Regions from separate parts of the Homo sapiens genome. Here region 1 is linked to region 2. Evidence: read pairs that join two places in POLR2A ChIA-PET (ENCODE). Cell type or tissue: GM12878. All regions are shown on one strand.

What was found. ChIA-PET counts read pairs that join two places held together with the same protein. Peaks named below come from ENCODE experiments on the same cell type or tissue, not always from the same donor. Only the 100,000 strongest peaks of a DNase experiment are listed, where the experiment ranks them.
Region 1: POLR2A ChIA-PET joins it to region 2 with 5 read pairs; 2 of 35 experiments call an interaction of 5 or more read pairs at or near these places.

What each region holds. Positions count from the first base shown.
Region 1 is chr7:2,306,337-2,310,336 of GRCh38, forward strand. The region is part of intron 1 of SNX8 (sorting nexin 8); the gene reads right to left. Among named protein-coding and RNA genes, the nearest start is that of SNX8, 6.1 kb to the right of the region's middle. RefSeq lists enhancers at 1,357-1,656, 3,143-3,652, 3,653-4,000. In GM12878, no CTCF peak of the experiment used is centred here; a DNase peak (open chromatin) is centred at 1,586; H3K4me3 peaks cover 2,013 bases; H3K27ac peaks cover 2,207 bases.
Region 2 is chr7:2,179,853-2,183,852 of GRCh38, forward strand. All of the region lies in intron 10 of MAD1L1 (mitotic arrest deficient 1 like 1), which reads right to left. Among named protein-coding and RNA genes, the nearest start is that of MAD1L1, 51 kb to the right of the region's middle. In GM12878, no CTCF peak of the experiment used is centred here; DNase peaks (open chromatin) are centred at 1,799 and 2,749; H3K27ac peaks cover 2,219 bases.

The sequences.
Region 1 (4,000 bases), 130 kb after region 2:
GGCCAGGCTGTAATCCAGCCACCTCAGCCTCCCAAAGTGCTGGGATTACAGGCGTGAGCCACCGTGCCCAGCCTCCGGGACAAATTTTAATATGGATTCCATTTAACAAATCATTTTCTGGAAAACATGTGGCAAGAATATCTCTAACTGAAATTTTTTTTAACTGAAATTTTATCATATTAGCACTTTCGAAGCACAACTTTATATTCCTTAATGCACTATTATACAGACACTAGGTAGAAAATTACGAAAACTAGCAGTGTAGAAAAATGTCAAGTGAAAGGAACTAACTATAAAGACGCATATTCACTATGATGATAACTACATACAAAGCAATGCACAGGAAAAAAGGAAATATATTAAAATGCAACGGCTGTTAAAAGGGGTGGAACTACAGGTGATTTGTCTATGAAATTTTTGCGATTGTGGTTGTATCACTTGTATAACAAAATTTTCTGAAAGCACCAATTCACACAACAACAGCGCATTACTGGGTCTGATGACAACTCACTCATCAGGCTCCTGGTGGACACCCGCACAAATCAGGTTTTGGAAGATTCCTGGAAAATAACGTAACTGGGCTTCTTGAAAGATATTACCTAACCTGAGTTTCTCCGGCCCCTACAGTACTTCCTGGGGTTAATCAAACTTTGTGTAATTTCACTTCAGATTTCCATAACACACAAACTTCAAAATGCTTATAGGGAGCTAAAAAGACCCCCATTAAACCCCTGCTACACACAACAGAAACAGCAAAGTGCCTCCTCCCACCCAGTCAACAGAAAACAGCAGGAAGGGCAGACCAGATCCTCCCGGAGCTGAACACACACCCCTCCTCAGTCCTCCCAAAAGGGACCCTACCTGATATTTTAATGCCAATATTTTCCCAAAAACACTTCTCACAAAGCACTTCTGCCCTTTAAGTCTGGTTATGTGATTTTTTTTTTTTTGGTGATTCTATAGTAGAAATATGCAGAGCGTGGCCGCGCTCCAGTTTCTCAGAGGATGACAATGGACCAGGTGCAGTGGCTCACGCCTGTAATCCCAGCACTTTGGGAAGCCAAGGCGGGGGGATCACTGAGGTTCCAAGTTCGAGACCAGCCTGGCCAACATGGTGAAACCCCATCTCTACTAAAAATACAAAAATTAGCCAGGTGCGGTGGTGGACACGTGTAATCCCAGCTACTCGGGAGGCTGAGGCAGAAGACTCGCTTGAACCCGGGAGGCGGAGGGTGCAGTGTGCCGAGATCGCACCATTGCACTCCAGCCTGGGCAACAAGAGCAAAAACTTTGTCTCCAAAAAAAAAAAAAAAAAAAAAAAAGGTGACAGTGACAATGCTGGAGACCGACAGCCAGGCTCTCCATGCACTCTCGGGCTCTGTGCCTCCTACCTGCAGCCTCCAAGCTTCTAATCACCGCATGGCTCCTCTCAGACACAGCAGGTCCTGTGAAACCACCCACGTCCAGCCAGCACCACCATCACCCCCGGTCTCTTCCCACTACCCCAGCAAACAGGATGGGCAAACATCTCTTTTTGTGATGCTTTTCTCAGGAAAGACAAAATAATACCAAAACAGAATTCCCCTACCCGGAACACATCACTTTCTTGCTAACCACAAATTCTGGCAAAATCTGTTCTACATAACAGTGATTCAGTTAGTTCCTCTTTCTTCAAATTGACACGTTTTACCTTGCAAATTGTGTATGTGTGCGTGTGTGTGTGTGTGAGAGAGAGACAGAGAGAGAGAGAGGATGAGCAAGTTTAAAGACCAGTAACAAAACATATTTGCAGTGTTGTCAAGTCTTATCACATAAGAAATATAATACAAAAATTTATAAAAATGTAATTCTATTCAAATATTTGAGACTCTGCTACATAGCAGATAGTATTCTAGATACTGTGGTTAAAGAAAAATAGGTTTCTGTTTTCTGGAGAGAGCCAGAATTAAAAAAAGAAAAAAGTAACAAAACTATATAAACAAAATAAACTTGTAAAAAAAATAAAAATAAGTTTGCTCATCAGGAGTTTACTACCAAAATATGTGTCATGGCCAGTCACGGTGGCTCACACCTGTAATCCCAGCACTTTGGGAGGCTGCAGCGGGCGGATCACCTGAAGTCAGGAGTTCGAGACCAGCCTGGTCAACATGGTAAAACCCCGACTCTACTAAAAATACAAAAATTAGCTGGGCATGGTGGCACACGCCTGTAATCCCAACTACGGGGGAGACTGAGGCAGGAGTCACTTGAACCTAGGAGATGGAGGTTGCAGTGAGGCTAGATGGCACCACTGCACTCCAGCCTGGGCAACAGAGTGAGACTCTGTCTCAAAAAAAAAAAAAAAAAAAAAAGGGTCATGGAAGGGAGCGAAATGGGGCAGAAGGTTTTGTCCCTAATGCAAACAATACTGTGGGGCATAATTTAATCACCATAAAATGAACAAATTTTTTTTTTTTTTTTTTTTTGAGCTGGAGTCTTGTTCTGTCAACCAGGCTGCAGCGCGGCACCATCTCGGCTCACTACAACCTCTACAACCTCTGCCTCCCAGGTTAACGCAATTCTCCCACCTCAGCCTCCCGAGTAGCTGGGATTACAGGCACTCGCCATTATGCCCAGCTAATTATTGGATTTTTGTACAGACGGGGTTTCACCATGTTGGCCAGGCTGGTCTTGAATTCCTGACCTCAGGTGATCCGCCCACCTCGGCCTCCCAAAGTGCTGGGATTACAGGCGTGAACCACCAGGCCCAGACACAAATCTTTTTTTTAAATAGGGATGGGGTCTCACTCTATTGCCCAGGCTGGCCTCAAACTCCTGGCCTGAAGTGATCCTCCTGCCTTAACCTCCCAAAGTGTTAGGATTACAGGTGTGAGCCACCACACCCTGCTCAAAATGTATAAATAGGCCCAGTGGGGTGGATCACCCCTGTAATCCCAGCACTTTGGGAGGCCAAAGCAAGTGGATCACATGAGGTCAGGAGTTTGAGATCATCCTTCCTGGCCAACATGGCGAAACTTCGTCTCTACTAAAAATACAAAAATTAGCCAGGTGTGGTGGCACACGCCTGTAATCCCAGCTACTGGGGAGGCTGAGGCACAAGAATCACCAGAACCAGCCGGGCGCGGTGGCTCACGCCTGTAATCCCAGTGCTTTGGGAGGCCAAGGTGGGCAGATCACCTGAGGTTGGGAGTTCGAGACCAGCCTGACCAACATGGAGAAACCCCGTCTCTACTGAAAATACAAAATTAGCCAGGTGTGGTGACGCATGCCTGTAATCCCAGCTACTCAGGAGGCTGAGGCAAGAGAATTGCTTGAACCCGGGAGGAGGAGGTTGCGGTGAGCCGAGATCGCGCCATCGCACTCCAGCCTGGACAACAAGAGCGAGACTCCATCTCAAAAAAAAAAAAGTATAAACTTTAAGTGACAGCGCAATGAATTCTGACCAACGTATTCACACAGAGAACAGACCTGACATGAGCGAGCAGCTGCAGGTAAGGGTTGATGGGAGCCCAGGGTGCATGGAAGTCGCCCAGGCAAGAGGGGAAGGCTCGGGGCAGGGGTGAAGGAGCCCCGAGGGTCAGCAAAGGCCCTGGACCTGCCTCAATGACACTCAAGGAGTCATCGCCAGGTCAACGCGGACAAACAGCACGGAGCTTCCGAACCGAATGGAATGTATGGAATGCCATGGGATGAGCCGCAAGTGAAGCGTGACTCACCCTCGTTCTAAAGAGTCAATGTAGGGCCGCAGGACTGTATACGGCAGAGCCAGGATACGCCGTGGTCATCTGTACATATTTCTATCCATGTATTAATCGATCCCGAGAAATCAGGCTGGACGACCAAGCACACTTACCACACTCACTGCCGTTCTCGCTGGATGTCACAATCATTGAGCTTCATGACCTAAGAACAGGCCCTGAAAAAAACCCTTATCCTGCATAGTCAGAGGACAGAATGTTCCGGTCAATCAGATATTTTGACAGGAATAGTTTCAATATAA
Region 2 (4,000 bases):
TCCAGCTACTCGGGAGGCTGAGGCAAGAGAATCGCTTGAACCTGGGAGGCGGAGGTCACAGTGAGCCAAGATCGTGCCACTGCACTCCAGACTGGGCAACAAGAGCAAAACTCCGTCTCAAAAAAAAAAAGAAAAGAAAAGAAAGAAAGTCCTGTCTTGATTTCACCTCCCCTAATCTCTCCCAGGGCAAAAACTTGGTTGGGGAATGAGTCTGTCAACCACTTCAACATCACAAATGCCTGAGTGACAGCAGTGGCAAACAAAAGACTCACCAGAACGCTGACACAGAAAAGCTAAGAAATGAGCTGTCCATGGGGACTGAGATTCTAAGGGGCCATGTCCGTGCATGTTGCGCACAGGCTCGGAAAGGCCTGTGAAGGCCCTGGGTTCTCCCTCCTGCTCACCTTGAAGCTCTGAGCAAGCAGGAAATGAGGGCAAAGGCAGAGTGGCCACCACCTGGCCCAGCGTGCACCGGAGCTCCTCATCAAGGACTCACCAGTTCTAGGTATCTCAGGAAATCTCTGGCTAATATTCATTCTGAGACTGGCCTTTGCTTAAGACCGAGCATCTAGCCTAAAGCATGCCGAACTTCCAGACAAGCATTAGAGGCAAACAAAAAACTGTCCACAGATCACAGAGACTTGATGGCCATGGTTAATTTACGACTGAGAGTTTTCAAATGTGAAATGTCTAGTGAGGTTTTGTAATAAAAATAGTGCAACTGTCAAGGAAACTGGGCTTGTTTCTGTAGCATCTGAAACAAAGCAAAATGCCAATGAGAAAATTAGACAAAATATCTCTGGGGATAATAATTGTTGTCAGATTGTTCACTGCTAACGTATAATATTAAACATTATCTTATATTAAATATAATATTAAATATTGATCTTGTATCCTGCAACTCTGTTGAACTTGTTTATTAGCTCTAATAATTTTGTAAATGTGTATTCTTTCAGTTTTTTAATGTATAAAATCATGTCTTCTGCAAATAGAGACAGTTTTCTTCTTCCTTTCCAATCTGGATGTCTTCTATTTCCTCTCCTTGCATAAACGTCCTGGGTAGAGCCTCCAGCACAATGCTGAACAGAAGTGGAGAAAGCACGTATCCTGTCTTCATTTTTCTTCTCTCTCTGCTTTATTCCCCTTACCGGAGAATCCTGACGGACCTATCTTCAGGTTTGCTGATTCTTTCTTCTGCTGCTCAAATATGCCGGTGAGCTTATCTACCAAATTTTCATTTCAGTTGCTGTACTTTTCATCTGTAGAATTTCTATGTGGTTTCTCCTTATAGTTTCTTTTTATTGATATTCTGCTTCTACTGATTGATTGCTTTCTCCACCATGTATGAATTATACTTTCTTGCTTCTTGCATGTCTTCCGAATTTTGCGGCAACTCTGGAATCAGATTCTCTGCCCTTGCCAGGGCTGGCTGCTGGTGCTGCCAGCTGTAGTTGTTTTTTACTTGTTTCATGACTTTTCTGAACTAATTCTGTAATGTTTGTGTCTCTGTTCTATGCAGCCACTGACGTTTCCACACGTTAGCCATGAGAAATACAAATTAAAAAGCACATAAGATTTAAAAAATGCTAAATATCATTAATTATCAGGGAAATGCAAATCAAAACCACAGTGAGATACCACCTTAATCCTGCCAGAATGGCCATAATTTAAAAGTCAAAAAATAACAGATGTTGGCGTGGATGTGGTGGAAAAAGGAACACTTTTACATTGCTCGTGGGAATGGAAACTAGTACAATCACTACAGAAAACAGTACAAAGATTCCTTCGAGAACTGAAAGTAGAGCTACCGTTTGAGACAGCAATCCTACAGAGGAAAAGAAGTCATTCTACGAAAAAGACACGTGCACACGCATGTTCACAGCAGCACAATTTGCAACTGCAAAGATACGGAACCAGCCTAAATGCCCATCAACCGAGTGGATAAAGAAAATGTGGTCTCTATATATATATATATATCATAGAATACTACTCAGCCATAAAAAGGAATGAAATAATGGCATTTGCAGCAACGTGGATGGAGTTGGAGACCATTCTTCTAAGCGAAGAAACTCAGGAATGGAAAAACCAGACATCTCACATCCTCACTTATAAGTGGAAGCTAAGCTATAAGGACACAAAGGTGTAAGAGGGATATAATGGACTCTGGGGACAGTGTACACTGCTCAGGTGACAGGTGCACCAAAATCTCAGAAACCACAACTAAAGAGCTTTTCCATGCAATCAAACACCACGTTCCCCAAAAACTATTGAAATAAAAAATAAAATCCCATTAAAAAAATAAACTACTACTGATATAAACAATGAAGATCATAAAATGTAACTGGAAATAATTTTTTGTCCCACAATAAGTCATTGTTTAAATTATGGTATATCCATCCAATGAAAAATCATGCAGTCATTAAAAAAAAAAATCCACTTTAAGATACCACTCCACACCCACGAGGCTAACCATAAGAAAAAAGACATCATAATAAGGGTTAAAAATTCAGAGAAACCGGAATCTTCATATACTGCTGGTGGGAATGTAAAATGGTGTAGTTACTATGGAAAATAGTTTGGCAATTCCTAAAAAAGAAAGAGCTACCATGTAACCCAGTGTTTCCACTCAAGAGAAGTGAAAAAAAAAGGTCTCATACAAATATCTGTACTTGAATGTTCGTAATAGCCAGAAAGTGAAACAACCCAAATGTCTACAGCTGATGAATGGGTCACTGAAATGAGCTCTGATGACACAATGGGGTATGACCACGTGCCATGTGGTGGAAGGGAGCGCTGATCCGTGCCACAGGGTAGACGCCCCTTGAGAACGTGCTGAGAGGAAAGCGCCAGCACAGAGGCCACCTATGGTGCGATTCCACTGATACACAACGTCCAGAACAGGTAAACCCAGAGACAAAGAGCAGAGGAGTGACTGCCAGGGGCTGGGGAAAGGAGAACAGGGAACTTCGGCCAACTGGGCTTCCTTTGGGGACCATGACAATCTTCTGGAATTAGACAGTAGGTATGAGTGTACAACCTTACAAATATACTAAAAACCACCAAATTAAACACTTTAAAACAGACAAGCGGCAGGGCATGGTGGCTCACGCTTATAATCCCAGCCCTCTGAGAGGCCAGTGTGGGAGAACCACTTGAGGTCACAAGTTCAAGTCCAGTCTGGACAACATAGTGAGACCCTATCTCTACAAAAGAGAAAAAATTAGCCAGGTGTGGTGGCTCACACCTGTATTCCAAGCTACTCAGGAAGCTGGATCACTTGAGCCCAGGAGTTAGAGGCTGCTGTGAACTATGATCGCGCCACTGCATCCTGGCCTGGGTGACAGAGCAAGACTCTGCCTCAAAAAAAAAAAAAAGAACAACAGTCAGTCTTACAGTAGTAGTCATGTATATTTTAATAATTTAAAAACTAAAGAAAATGACAAGCCACAGACAGGGCAAAAATGTTGACAAGACATACACTGGATGAAAAACTTGTATCCAGAATAAAGAACTTGGAAAAATCAATAATAGAAAGAAAGCAAACCAATACAATTTCCCAAAAGACTAAGAACAGACACTTCCCAAGGAACAGATACAAAGCTATGTTTATTGCGGCACTATTCACAATAGCAAAGACTTGGAACCAACCCAAATGTCCAACAATGATAGACTGGATTAAGAAAATGTGGCACATATACACCATGGAATACTATGCAGCCATAAAAAATGATGAGTTCATGTCCTTTGTAGGGACATGGATGAAGCTGGAGACTATCATTCTCAGCAAACTATCACAAGGACAAAAAACCAAACACCGCATGTTCTCACTCATAGGTGGGAATTGAACAATGAGAACACATGGACACAGGAAGGGGAACATCACACACCGGGGACTGTCGTGGGGTGGGGGGAGCGGGGAGGGACAGCATTAGGAGATATACCTAATGCTAAATGACGAGTTAATCGGTGCAGCACACCAACATGGCACATGTATACATAT